Linked DNA regions of Mus musculus: region 1 is linked to region 2. Evidence: chromatin loops called from intact Hi-C (ENCODE). Cell type or tissue: heart. All regions are shown on one strand. Links, peaks and the distances in the headings refer to the core of each region. The heading gives the core; the rest is flanking DNA. Region 1 overlaps Gm39128 (a long non-coding RNA gene). Region 2 has its middle 140 kb from the start of Gm31401.

Region 1 (7,079 bases), core at 1,045-6,044, 950 kb before region 2:
ACTAACAACGTCTTTATCTTGGATTTCCAGCTTCCAGAATTAGGAAGAAAACTTTCCACTTTCCAAGACACCAGTCTGTAGGTGAAGATCTTAGGAATTTGTGATGTCTGCTGAAGCAGCCTATAGGCACCCTACTGCACCTAGGTCAAGGTGATGCCGTGAGGGCCGCATATTTCAGGGTTGTAGTGTGAACTAAGTCTGTTGGACTTTCACCATGTGAGGTAAGCTGCAAGAATTTGTTTGCCCGGCTGGGTTTTAATCTTAGTTTGGTTCAGTCTCTCTTGTTGTGACTCTGTTTCTCCATATAGGGATGGACATGTTTAGTGTGCACACTGAATATAACTCTCTTTTCATCTTTATGCACACTCACAGCTTAGAGGGTGTCTTGCGTCACAGTAAACACACACACACACACTTTTTTTTCAAGTTTTGAAACTATTAAAGCTTCAGGGACTTTCGAAATTCAACCAAATTCACTGTGTATTGTGTGATGGCCTTTGAGGGCCGGGGGCAGAGTGTGATGATTGCCATCGGACTAGCCATACAGGCTCATGTTTAGAACACTGAATCTCTGGCTTGTGGCACTATTTCGAAGGCTTGGAACCTTTTTGGGGTGCACTCTAGCTCTCACGGGTTAGTTCTGTGGTCAGGCCACTGAGTGCTACACTGTTCTCGAGTTCTCCTGCTCCTTTTGAATCTGTAAGTAAGGTGTCTATCACAATGCTCTTGCCTCCTGGGAGGAACACTTCTGACACCAGGAATGAAAACCGTAAGATAAAACTAAACCTTTCTCTCCTACATTTCTTCTTCCCAGTGTTGCTTCTAATGAACTAAAGGTGAGAATAAACGAATACAGCATGCCAGCTGCCCAGGGATCAGGCCTGCCTCTTCATTCTCTTCTGAGTTATTCCCATCCACATTGCCAAGATTCTTTACAATGCGGCTCTTGGCTGCACGCTGCCGAAATCATTGTTCTATTTCTCCTATAAGCCAGGCCTTTTCTTTATGCTCTCGGCCGGGTCTTTTAGCTTCCTCTTGTTCCACACTCCCCACTGAACTCTAAACAGGAAAAAGAAAGTTTTGTAATTACTTTAGTTAATTTATTTGGCTTACATTTTCTTCTGCACATTCACCTAAAGGTGACACCTGATTTTAAAAGCTGCATCTAAATATATCTAGAATAATCGCTTCTGATGAGTATAAAGATTCTAATTGAAGGAAATCATGGGGTCATGGTTTAATTGGCCACATGTTTTCTTTGTGGAATACATAGTACAAGTGTGTCTGCCAATCAGCACATCTGAGATGTGAAGGGTTCATTGGCACAGCCACAGCCTCAAGCTGAAATGTCTGTCATTCCCTCTAGCAAGAACTCCCTTCATTTCTTCACCAGGGCTTATCTCAAGCTTAAATTAATTTTTCTCTTTTTATGGGAGGTGTCATAGCTTCAGCTGTCAACCACAACCTAGGGTCACAGAAAAAGATGGAATCTCACCTGAAGAAGTGCCCAGATCTGTGGCCAAGTCTGGGAGGCATTTTCTTAATTTCTAATTGATATAGGAGAACCTAGACAACTGTGGGTGTGCCGTTCCTAAGGAGGTGCGGCTGAGAAAGTCAGGGAACACAAGCTTGTAAACACAGTTCCTCCATGGTCTTTGCCTCAGCTCCTGATTCCAGGTCCTTGCCTTGGTGTCCCCTGATTACTGACTGAATAAAAACTATACAATGGAATAAACCGTTTCCTCCTCCTCAGGTTACTTTTGGTCATGGCGCCTTTTCGGCAACAGAAAGCAAACTAGAACAGGGAGTTTGAGACCCAGATCTCAGCTCTTTTATTCCTCTGCAGCATCAGCTCTACTGTAGGGTTCCTGACTGATTTAACGGACACTCTGCTGCGGGGAAGGCCATTCTGCAAAGGTGACAGAGGATACGAAGCGGCAACAGTGTGGCAGGTGAGTTCCCCCTACACTCTGGCCATTAGTACCAAAACAGACCGCTCTGCAACAGGACAACATTCTTTTGCTTTATAAAAGGCATGTGAAAGGCAATCAGGTTTTTCGTGAGCAGTTAATAGGACAAAGCTACAAAGCTTTGACATGAGTTTACTGCAGCATCCGAGTGGATCTTATTAGTGAAATGGACGTCCCTCTGCAGGAATGGTTGCAGACCCTGAAAATGTGGCTGCCAGAACACAGAAGAAAAAAGATAAACGTAAACAAAACTCTCACAAATACAGTCTGGATATCTAAAGCAAATAGTCCCCATCTGGGTGTTTTCTTGTGCAGTGACAGACACAAACCAGGTTGAAGGCAATCTTTCTGCTCTAACCCTTAAGCCGAGAACAGATGCAATTGCCTTTCTAGATACAAAAGAATAAGAAATAAGCTAGTGTTTGGAGCAGGCATCGATACTTGGTTGGGTCATAAATCATAATTAAGTAGAAATGGGGGCCCATTCTCAGGTTTTGACTGCAGTTTTCCGTTGTAATAGGATGTGATGGTGGAGACCTGGCAAATGTCTCATTATTTTGCTCTGTCTGTATGGAGACCAGTTTCACTCCAAAACGGCCCATCGTTTGTTTGTGCAATTTAGGAACTGTCTTGCTGGTGCTGTGGAATAAAGAAACACCCACTGGCCTGTAAAAGCATGCAAATTAAATGTCTATGTCTTGTACTGAGAAAGCATTTAGGGGTGACAGCAGCAGACCTAAGAAGCTGAGCAGATGAAGGGTGATGACTCCCCTCTTCCTGGGGATAATTTGAGTGAATGACAGGTCACACTAATTGTTCTTTTAAAATGTTCTGTGAGTGCAAGATGTTAGCAGCCATCACGACTGTCTCAAGAGTTTCTGAATTGGCGATTTATATCTGCATTTTAAACTATTAAAACATAATTAAAAATTTTAAGTATGTGAAGAGATTTTAAAAAATTAGATTTTCACAATCCTGAACGGAAAGTGTTCACTTCTAGCTTGCAAAGTGATTTTCTCTTAAATCTCTTGACGATTATGACAATGTGCAACAGCAGGGGGCAGTGGTGCTTCACCGCTTCAAATCTGCTCTTGAGTTCCACAGGAAGTTATTTCAACATTTCCTTGCAAATCAAACCGTAATTATAAGCTAATGTCCTATCCCGCCACCAACCTCAAAGGTCATCAGAGTATGTTTTATAAATGAAAGAAATTGTTAGCTCTAATTACATGTAAAATGAGTCTTATATGCTCAGAGATGCTTGTTTCTTTGGGTTTTTAGATTTCATCTTTATAGACTGAATGAGTTAGCACACACAATATATAAAAAAAGACAAGGTAGCTTTCCAAGTTCCATGTGATACATTGCGTTTTAACTCGGCGATGTTTATGTGCGGTCTCCATGATGTAGAGCACTCGCAATCCAGGTCCCGTGGGCTTGGGACCTTCTAGGTTGCCTAGCGCGACGATGAAAGCTGCTTAAAATAAGAGGTAAATTTAGGGTTTTCTTTCAGGGAGGGGTAAGTTCAATAGGTACACAAATGAGAAATATTGGCCTGGGCACTCTATGATCTCCTGAATAGGAGTTACAGATTCAGCACAGCTAAATGGAACACCCAGGATGGGGACGCTGTGGGGACGGTACCCTGGGAGTACGTGTTATCACATCCCGACCTAGCAAATGACTTGGGAGATTTCCTCGTTGAACTTTAGCAGCTGTTTGTCTGTCCTGGACTGCTAAGCTGAGCTTTGTCTCAATCTCAGGGGAAGTTTTCATAGAGACTTCCACCCACGTGCAGTGGTGTTGACTGCAGTCCCCAATCTGTATTTACCTGATACCTGCTTCTGTAGCTCCTACCCAGCTTCTGCAGCTGGTCCTGCTGAATCCGATTCAAGTAGGGCTAGCACTGGCAATAAAGCAGAGTTCTCCAAACATGCCATCCATTTGAAGATATTTGCTCAGCCTCCGCCTGTTGATCACAGTCTCCAGTGTCACCCCTTTCACCTAAGGGCATCTCCTGGAAACGACTTGACATCTCTCAACTGAAGAGTGGATAAAGAAAATGTGGTACATCTACACAACGGGCACTGTGCCCATTAACCTCCAAGGACTTCATACTGTCCCGAATTACAGTGTGGTGACATAGAGCTGTGCATGTCTGAAGGAATGACTTTACTCTCTGAACAGTCTGCTGAATTCAGATTCTCTCGAAAGTGTGGCTGCCTTCTAACAGTGGATACTGAACAGCAAAGTCCCTGTCTATCACCACAAATCCTGCCACTTTCCTACATAGGTCTGTTGTCTCATTTCATACATCAGAGTAGGGTTGACACAGTCCTCATCCCACCACTCCTATTCCACACAGGGCTTGACAAGCTGTTCCTCTTCCCGGCCAGGGCCTATGCATCTTCCAGCGTTCAGCTCTGGAGACCTCTCATCAGCTCCATTTTACTCGGCTCAGACCAGCATCTAGGACAGGCTCTCGGTGAATTGTTGCAGGTCACACATCATCTGTCTAAGGGACTGAGGATCGATGTGTTGTGAATATTGGTAGCCCCAAGCAATACATCTAACCTGGAAGGTGGTCCCACTGCATTCTATAGCAATTGGTTGAACTGTAGAGAAATAAAGAACAGATATTAATGTGCTTACTGGCCTGAACTTTTAGTCGTTAGTAAATAAAACTGTTTGATTTGCTTCATTCATTAGCACAGTTGAAGGAGACATAGAAAGAACTGACTTTGATCCATGTCAGTATTTTGATTGATTCATTGAGGTTCAGCACGGGATATTTATCTCTTCCCTCTCTGTCTGTGCAGTTCTATAGAACACCACTGAGAAATAACAAGTGCCTTAGGGGGAAGTGCAACCAAATGCTATTCAACTCCTAGAGATTGTAGCATATATAAGACCATCAGAGCACCCTGCTCATGGCAAACATCCTGTCTCACCTTTTGATACAACTAGGGATAGCATCAGGCAGTTTCTGGCCATGGCCTTTGTGTCTCTAGTCTCATCTGTGACTTTGGACTTAACGCAGTGCTGAGCATTAGCTGCACCAAGGAGATGATTGCATGGCGGCATCAAAATTGCATAAGATTAGCGACTCACCATGCAGGGCCAAGAAGCAGGATACTCACATGGTGTGTGACAAGCATGGCTTCATTTATCAGTGGAGATAATGACCATACTGATCAGATGGGGCTTTGTGAGATTTAAGACCAAGTTGACATGTGAAAAAGTCCATTGGATATAATAAAAGTTATATACATATATATGCAGTATACTAAATAATACTATGATAATTTTCGCCATAATTACCATAGTAACTCCAACAGTGTAGGAAAGAATAATTTTAGATAAAATAACCCTTCTGATGCCTTTGGGGCTCACTGATAACCGCACCCTGTGGAATCTGTGTCAAATGAGGAGACAGAGTGGGTTTCCTAAGGTTGCAGGCAAAGTAGCAGAACTCTCTAAACTATAACAACTCCATCTCAGAGCAAGATTCTCTCGAGCCCCCAACCGTGCTCTTCACTCTATGTCAACTTAAGCTTGGTCCTGTTCAGGCTGCTTAAAAATATATAAAAGCCACTCACACAAAAGGAAAGTTTAAGAGGTGGCAGGTAGGAATTAGTCTGGAAAAACCAACAAGTATTGATGTTCAACCTACAGCATCCGGTCATGTTACTTAGCATAAAGACACCTTGTTGGCTTTCAAACCAGAGACCTTAGCTGCTGTGCTGAGTGAGAAGCGACGGTGAGGTGGGCACTGGGGCATGTCACACAAGCTGGGTGACTGTTCTCTGGGCTTGACATCATGGCATATGAGCCAAACCAGGTCAGGACATAACTGTGCACATGAGCTGTGTAAGAACTTTGGAAATCAGATCAAGTTGAAATTCAAAGAGTTGAACGGAACGGACCAAGTGAGGCACTATGGATGTTTTGAGGGGCTGCCGTGCAGGCTGTGGTTGACCCTGCTGTCCCTGTGAGCTTGTGATTGCTCCTGTAGCTGCTTCAGGCCACAGCTGCACTGAAATAGCTCTAACTGTTCTTTGTTTACTCCTAAGGGGTCAGAGCTGGCAGGTCAAGTGCGGTATCCTGGCCTAACTAGACATTTCAGGTCTGGCCAGTTTCTTTATGGTGGTAGAATAAAGTGACTGGGCGGTGACATTTCCTGGTTTTCACTGTTTGTCTTTAGCATTCCTGCTTGTTTAAGGACAATGACACTGGAGGTCCCTGGGCTGATGGTGATGGCTGTGATCATTCTATGGAAGCAGAGTCAAGAAATGTCAGTGTTCTGTAAATAATGATGTAGTTCTTCAATTAATGTGCCTGTTTTCTCTTTAACTTTACGCTCATCCAAATACTTCACTAGACAGTCAATTGTTTTATCTCTAGGCTGTGTGTGCATTTGTGTGCACGTGTGAGTATATATTTGCATGATGTTTGACTGCAAGTATATGTGTGGATACATGTGTATAAGTGTGTGTGAGTGTGTGCAGGTGTATTTGTGTTTGTATGTGTGTATGTATAGGCAGAGGTGTTTGTGTTTCTGTGTATATTTGTGTGGGTGTGAGGGTATGTGAGTATGTATAAGAATGTGCAGGTATGTGTTTGTGTGTGTGTGTGTGTGTGTGTGTGTGTGTGTGTGCAGTCTTATAGAATCTTCTGTGGTGACAAAGGCCCAGTTTATGATTTCTAACAAGATATTCTTCAGAAAAATACCTGACTAATGCTTAATTAAACAAACAAACAAACAAACAAACAAACAAAAAGCCTAAAAGAAAGGTTTTCTCATCGTTTCTCATCACTTCTCAGCCTTTTGGCTAAGATCAAGTGTATGAAGGTTTTCTCATTAACTAGGCTCAAGAAAACTCAAGCCCACTTTGACATATTAATAATTACGGATACTAAATCACATTTGCCCGCTGACAATTACACTACATGCTTTCTCCCTGATCTTTCTCACTCAAATGCTGTCAGGATTTACACTTTAGTTCTAAATGATAGATCGAAATTAGTTTTCTAAAGACATTATTAGACATTGCTTTTTAAATTTTGCTTACTAGGTATTTGGGATTTGTCACATTGTTCTCCAACTTT
Region 2 (7,079 bases), core at 1,158-6,157:
CAAGCTTGCGCTGCTTCAGGGTCCATGCCATCCAATGACACACGGGGAAGAAGAGTATGAACCAGCTTCCTGCTCTGAATGCTCCTCAAGCTCTATATGCAAGCACCATATATATGGGAAGCCACATGTGCTGTTGCAGGGTGGCGCTGGCTTCCGCTGGCCACCACACATACATAGGCAGCAAAGTTTTTTTGCCAAGATGAGGTTTTGAGAATTAACCAAAATTAACCAATCAGATGAGAGACAAGTTAACCAATTAGATGTAGGCATGCAAATGAGGTGGTAAGCATAACCCATGCATAACCAATCCAGGTGTGAGACACGCCTCTCCTAGGCCTATATAAGCAGCACCAGTTCTGGGCTTGGGGGTCTCTTCGCCTCTGCAATCAAGCTCTCCCAATAAACGTGTACAGAAGGATCCTGTTGCAGCGTCGTTCTTGCTGTCGAGTCAGGGCGCGCACAAGACATATAGCTGGCTCTCTTAATTAGGGTTTTACTGCTGTGAACAGACACCATGACCAAGATAAATCTTATAAGGACAACATGTAATTGGGGCTGGCTTACAGGTTCAGAGGTTCAGTCCATTATCATCAAGGTAGGAACATGGTAGTATCCAGGCAGGCATGGTGAAGGAAGAGCTGAGAGTTCTACATCTTGTTTCAAAGGCAAACAGGAGAAGACTGGCTTTCAGCAAGCTAGGGTAAGGATCTTAAAGCCTATGCCCAAATGGCACACTTCCTTCAACAAGGCCACACCTAATAGTACCACTACCTGGGCCAAGCCTATTCAAGCTATTACACTGGCCAATTCTGGGACCACTCACCAAACACTGTGTTAATTACACAACAAACCTTGCCTGCACTAACCTCCACAAACACACATATCCCACAACCATACCTGCTAACTACCTTGGTGATCATCCACATTGTCTTGCTACATATGACTGGTACTTTCAAAACCCAGTTATAGTCTGTCAGGACAAGGTTATTTTTGCTGTTACTTTTAAGATTTAATCTTTATATGAACAGTTCTACTTGGGTGACTTCTAATACTGGTCGAGGAGCTAGACCAATATAACTTTCACTTATGACATCCCAAATATCAGGAGGTGTTTGCATTCTTAAGTATTGTGGTTAATAACAGAGAATGGTTCTAGTGAACTATGAAATACAATTTGGGACTAGGTTTATAGACAATGTGAGATCAATATTGGAAATACTGCCATGAGGGATGTTGTGAGTCCTATCCCTTTTCCGCCTTTGGTAAATCTTATAACGGTTTGTAACCTACTGTGTAGTTGGCTGGAGTTATGACCTGCTACTCTTAAAATCCACTCCATCAGCTTCTGTACTCTTCTGATTTCCTTCAAATACCCACTTCATTAAGATTATGGCTCATCCAAGCACTACATAAATGAAAAAAAAGGATCACCTGCCTCAAAGAGTGGAGTGGAAAATAATGAACGAGGACTTGCATGTTCTTAGGAAGGGACAGGTTTGGGGAATGACAGAGCAGAGTCAAGGGTCAGACCTCATGGGTCTGGCATGGAGCATATTTCTACATTTTAGTGCAAGGCATTGGCCTTGTCTTAGTTTGTCCTGTTTCTAAGCACAGGCTCAACGGTGAGCAGGAACCTCGCTCTCCCACATCAGCCCCTCTTGTTTGGGACAGCGCCAGTGCCCATCCCTTTAGTGAGTAAATGAACAACCAACCAGATACATAAACTATTGTTTTGCTCTGGGTTAAGCAGAAATGAAATGTTGCTTGACATTTTTCAACAGATCATGTTGCTGTCATGCAGACAGAATTTGAAGGTCAGACTTGGGGGCTTTTTGTGAAGAGGGTAAAGCAGAGTGGAGACAGTGTTTATATCATCTCGCCTTGTTTGTTCCACCTGGATTAATACGCCCTTAGAAACAGTGAAGGGTCTGGCTCATTATATTCATTGTTAACTAATTTGGCTACATCAGGTTTGTTGTTTCCTTATTACAAATGGAAATATTTCATAATATATTATGCGTTGAATGTGTGCTGGCTCTCCTTTCTATGGTGTGATTATTCTCCTCGCAATGTTTTAAACGCTGAAATCTAATTTAAACAACATTAACAGATACATTTGGATAGATTCCTAAGAACTATTTGAAAAGAGTGACCAGAAGATGTATAATTTTTTTCTAGAATCTATAACAGACAATTTAAAAAGATGTATTTACCTTAATTTGTATGTATGAGTGTTTTGCCTGCATGTGTGTCTGTGTACCATGTATGTGCTTAGTACCCACAGAAGTCAAAAGAGGGTGTTGGCTTCCCTGGATCTGGAGTGACAGATGACCGTGAGCCACCACATTGGTGCTGGGAACTGAAATCAGGTCCTTTGCAAGAACAGCCAATGCGTTTAAGTACTGCGCAGTCTTTCCAGCCTTTCAGGACCTATATTTTAATGACAGTGCTGTGCATTAAAGTCTGTAAAGACAAGTTTAACAGAGTCAGCAGAAGTATATCATAATAGTCCCAGGAATGATGGCTTCTTGACATCAGAAGCTTGGCTGACTACCTAAGGGCCTTGTGGACTCTTACCAGCACCTAAATATTCATTTTTAGCTTTATTTGTAAAAAGCATGTGTGTGTGTGTGTGTGTATGTGTGTGTGTAAGTCTGAATTTGGGAAACTGGTTCTTTCCTTCTACCATATGGGTTCCTGAAACCGAACACTGTTTGTTAGGCTTCATGGCCTTTACCTGCTGAGTCATCTAGCCAGCCCACACAAATATAAAATTTATATAAAGTATCTTTTGACAATTTCTGGAAGCTTCAGTAAGTATCTTTATGAAAATGTTCACAGACAATTTAGAAACCTGGCTACTAGGATCTCCCTGGGGTAGCTGGCCTGGCCTTTACTCTCTTGTTCCCTAGCTCAATTACTCTTTCTTTACACACTTCAAACTAGGAGGTGTCTCTAAGGCTACTGACTACTGCATTCCAAAGTTCAAGGTAAGGAGGCAAAGCATCCTGGTTTTCCCGTGCTTAGGGTGTGGATTTGATGGTAAAGGTCCTAGTAGCATTTCCTTGAACTATCTGAGATAAAGGTACTGCGTTAGTAACATGAGGTATCTGCTTCATCCACAGGTGACCCACTTCTCACTGCTCTCTAGCCAGGGGCTAACACAATGGCAAAACCATTCCAGAGTCTCTATGTCATTTTTCCATAAATGTCCTATATGCACTAAAACTCCTCTTTACCAAATATTTTTACAAAGAAAGCTTTTACTTTTGCATATAACTAGAACTCAACTTGTATATGTGTTTGTATACTGTGTGTAAGTGCTTGAATATGTGCCTTGTTTTACAAGTTGATTGCAACAGGCACTTTAGAGAATGAACAACAGACACTCCTACTCCTTTGATACTGGTGTTCAAGTTTACTCTTGAGAAAGGAAGGTAGAGAGCTCTGTACTAATGTCACTTAATGTTATCAGTGAGGAGAGGAAGGTCAATGATTGTGTTGTACTTCATTCAGTTAAAGGGACTTGGGTATGAAAACAGAGACTAAGAGGAAGTAACTCAAGCTCCTTCATAGAAGTCAGGTGTGTACTGTTAAATATTTACAAACTAGACTCACCTCCTATGAGATAAACCCTTGACACATGGCATTCACCAATATCTGACTCTAGATAGACACTCTCACTTTGGTTGGTATAAGCAATCAACGTGACTTGAATTAGCTTGCAACATTTTCAGGTATTTAATTTAAGTAGCCTGCTGGTGGCTGATAGGAACACACAGTGTTTGAAGGGAGAGTCAGAAGCCATGGAAATAAATGTCCACTTGAAGCATTTCTGGAGCAAGAGATAATTGGTTCAAGTCCAAAGGCAGCTTGGGGCCAAAGTGCTGCCCTTCTCACTAGCCTGCTTAGAGCATGGTCTCTGTGGGGCAGTACTGCCTCCTAGAGGATCCCTCTTCCAGGGACGTCTGCAAGGGTAGTTTGTGTCTCCACATTGACCTGGGGGTAGGGTGGGGGTGGGGGTGGGAAAGGGTCCACAGTGATTATTGGATAAGGATCGAGAATAGAATACATATTGCTAAGACCACACTTGGCTGCACAACAGAAAGTTGTGTCAAATTTTGAAAACCTTCTTGTGGTTCATCAAATAATCTTCTAGGTTTGTTTGCTGTTGGTTTTCTCTTTAAGAATCTCCTTAAAAATTATTTGTGCGGAATCATGTCACTTTTCTTTCTTTTCTTTCTCCTTCCTTCCTTCCTTCCTTCCTTTCCTTTTCCTTTGCTTTGTCTTCACCTTTTGACAGGAACTTAATGATGGTTTAAGAATAAAACTATTGTGTAAATTGAGAGTTATTTGCACTTTGGGTTTCAAACTCTCACCAAATGGTACATTCACCCAAGTGAGCGATAGTAACAACATTTTAAGCAATCAAGCTTAACACCACACACCCGTATCTGATAGTGCTTATAACTGCTTCAGCGTTTGTGGTTCTGTTCAGAGCATGTAGATACCTATGTGTAGACACTTAGAATGCTTTATGCCTTCCAGCCCAAGAATCTAAATTAGAAACACACACTTCTCATTATTATAATCTATTACTTATTTCCTTTTTTATAGAGTATCATATACATATATATTTAAAAGTATTACTGATGTAAATGAGATCTGTCCTAGTTAGCTTTAACCATCAACTGGACATAGCTTAAGAGTCATATAAGAAGGGAGTTTCAAGTCTGTGAGGACTTCATCTTGATTGTTAATTGATGTAGGAATGTCCATCCCACTGTGGGTGGCACCTTCCCTCAGGTAGATGGCTCCAGGTAGTATAAGAAAGCTAGCTAAACATGGGTCTGCGAGTGAGCCAGCAAGCAGCATGCCTCTATGGTTTCTGTCACACTTCCATGACTGTGAGTTCCTTGGCTAGAGGTAATGCTTTGTGGAGTAGCAATCAGACCTGCCGTTAGTTCTTGCCCTGACTCCTCTTGACGACAGACTCTAGCCTGCAAGCTGACACAACCCCTTTCCTTTCCTAAGCTGATTTTGGTCAGAGAGTTTTATCTCAGCAACAGAAAAGCAAACTAGAACAGGGTCTATTGGGAATCAGTTTAGGCCGATCACAGCTGTACTGTAACAGCACTGCAGATATACACCAGAGGCACTGATACTCTGCTTCAAATCTGCCTGTACCGGTTGCCATCTGAGCTGATTATCTTGAAATCAAAGGGCTACTCAGGGGCAGCTCAGGGGACTGAACTAAAGGCTGTGCTCTCTGCTAAGTACAAAAGGCATCCAGAATTTAGGTGGTCTTATGTGAGCTCTTCCATTTCTTCATTTCTTCAGTGGAGTGACTCAGGTCACCCTGTTTGTGCAGATACATTTTAGTGTATTAATAGTTGGAGCCCAGATCACTATCATGAGAAGGGATGTTTTCAGATAGAAGAGAAGAAAAAGGAACACAGGTCATGTCAGCATTGCATCAAATTACCGAATGCCAATAAATTGAAAGAAAAACTTATTTTACTCATGAGAGACCATTCAGGTTGTGAACATGTATGTATTAGCATGTGCATGTACACATATCAAAGAATACTCACAAATAGTATATGTATGTATGTATAAGGTGCTGGTGTGTGAGCTCCAGGAACTAAGGCCAAGTAATTTAATTTCTACCCTAGCTGGTATTAAGGATGTTACCTGTACAGAATGAAAGGTATAGCTAACTGTGGATATACTGAGAGATGCTTGGGTAGTTCTTCTCATATCTTAAAATGCACATAAATTCTGCTAAAGTATAGACTGTGACGTCACAGGTCTAGATGGGAGCAGAGAGGGCACATGACTGTGAGTTCCCAGGTAGACCAGTGATGAATGCCAGGCATACGTCTCCCAAGGAGACCCTGCAAAACCCTCCAGATATCTACAGGTCATGTCAGTATTCCCAGGAAACTGGACCCTAGAAAGATTTGCTTTACCTTCTTGTTTCATCCGAATGGATACAGGCTCCACGTTGTTGTTTTTTGGACACCTGGTGATTTCTCACCCCGACCTCTCCATCACTAATTATTATAGAGATTATTTTTATGTTCTTTATATTCATGAGCAAGTGCTTCCTGAAGTTGCAGTAAAGTAGGCAAATACTGACATTGACTGAATTCAAAAGTGGTTGTTTTGAGTATAGCCATAGTATGCTGACTCCCCTGCTGGCCCATAAACAAATTTTAAAATCATCAGGCTTTATGAAATTTACACTCTAAAGCACGAGTGGTATCTTGGTTTGGTCTCAATGTAAAGTTTAGAAGTAACAGCTAAAGTGGAGAATCTTTTTTTTCCCCCTGGTTTTGATCCATTTGTGTGGACAGCTGTTTGTGTCCATTGCTAGTACTTCAATAGGGTGGAGTTTTCTTAACAGTATCTGTGGCTCTATTGTAGTCCTGAATCCTAATGCCTTCACAATATTCACGTAGAAACTCGATCCTGAATGAAGCATTGCTAAAAGCAGAGCTTTTGGGAGGTTACTGTTCATGACTAGACCCCACCAGAATGGGATTCATGCTCCTTAATGAGGCCTGGGACACATGGTTTGTCCTTTTCAGCGTTGAAGAAGGAAGTGATGGCCTGATCACTTCAAAGCAGCTATCTTTGAGGCAGCAAGGAGGCCACCACCAGTCAAGGAATCTTGTAGTACCTTGATCTCAGGCTTCCCAGCCTCCAGATCTATGGACAAGCCCCTCCCCCATTTTTTTTTAAAACCAGTAGTAACTTATCAAGCCCAAGGCATTTTGTTCTAGTGACCACTGGACTGAGGCAGATTAAGTTACACACTGTTTTACTGTCTCTTCTGTGTCTAACATCTCTTGCTCATTTTCTGCCTTTATATACTCGATGCTGTCTTTTGCTGTATGGAGATCCTAATTTTAGTGGAAGTCAATTTTAAAGAAAATGCTTTAAAATATTTAGTGTCAGAGATTCCATAACCAGGCTTTTCATATATGGATTTATTTTGCTATGAATTTAAAAAAATGTTCTTGTATGGTAAGACATTATTAGGAAGAGATGCCTTATTAAATAAATAAATAAGT

The links. A loop is a pair of places that touch in the nucleus more often than their neighbours do. Peaks named below come from ENCODE experiments on the same cell type or tissue, not always from the same donor. Only the 100,000 strongest peaks of a DNase experiment are listed, where the experiment ranks them.
Region 1: a loop joins it to region 2, with 3.0 times the contacts of the local background. A loop is called at or near these places in 2 of 42 quality-filtered maps.

Annotation. Positions count from the first base shown.
Region 1 is chr8:9,171,022-9,178,100 of GRCm38, reverse strand. It overlaps Gm39128 (a long non-coding RNA gene), which reads right to left. Exons shown (of 3, transcript XR_870129.3): 2 at 3,802-4,585; 3 at 3,327-3,444. Among named protein-coding and RNA genes, the nearest start is that of Gm39128, 7.0 kb to the right of the region's middle. In heart, for the core only: a CTCF peak has its summit at 3,032 (motif pointing right); no DNase peak of the experiment used is centred there; H3K27ac peaks cover 420 bases; H3K27me3 peaks cover 384 bases.
Region 2 is chr8:8,222,135-8,229,213 of GRCm38, reverse strand. No RefSeq gene overlaps it. Among named protein-coding and RNA genes, the nearest start is that of Gm31401, 140 kb to the right of the region's middle. In heart, for the core only: a CTCF peak has its summit at 3,934; no DNase peak of the experiment used is centred there.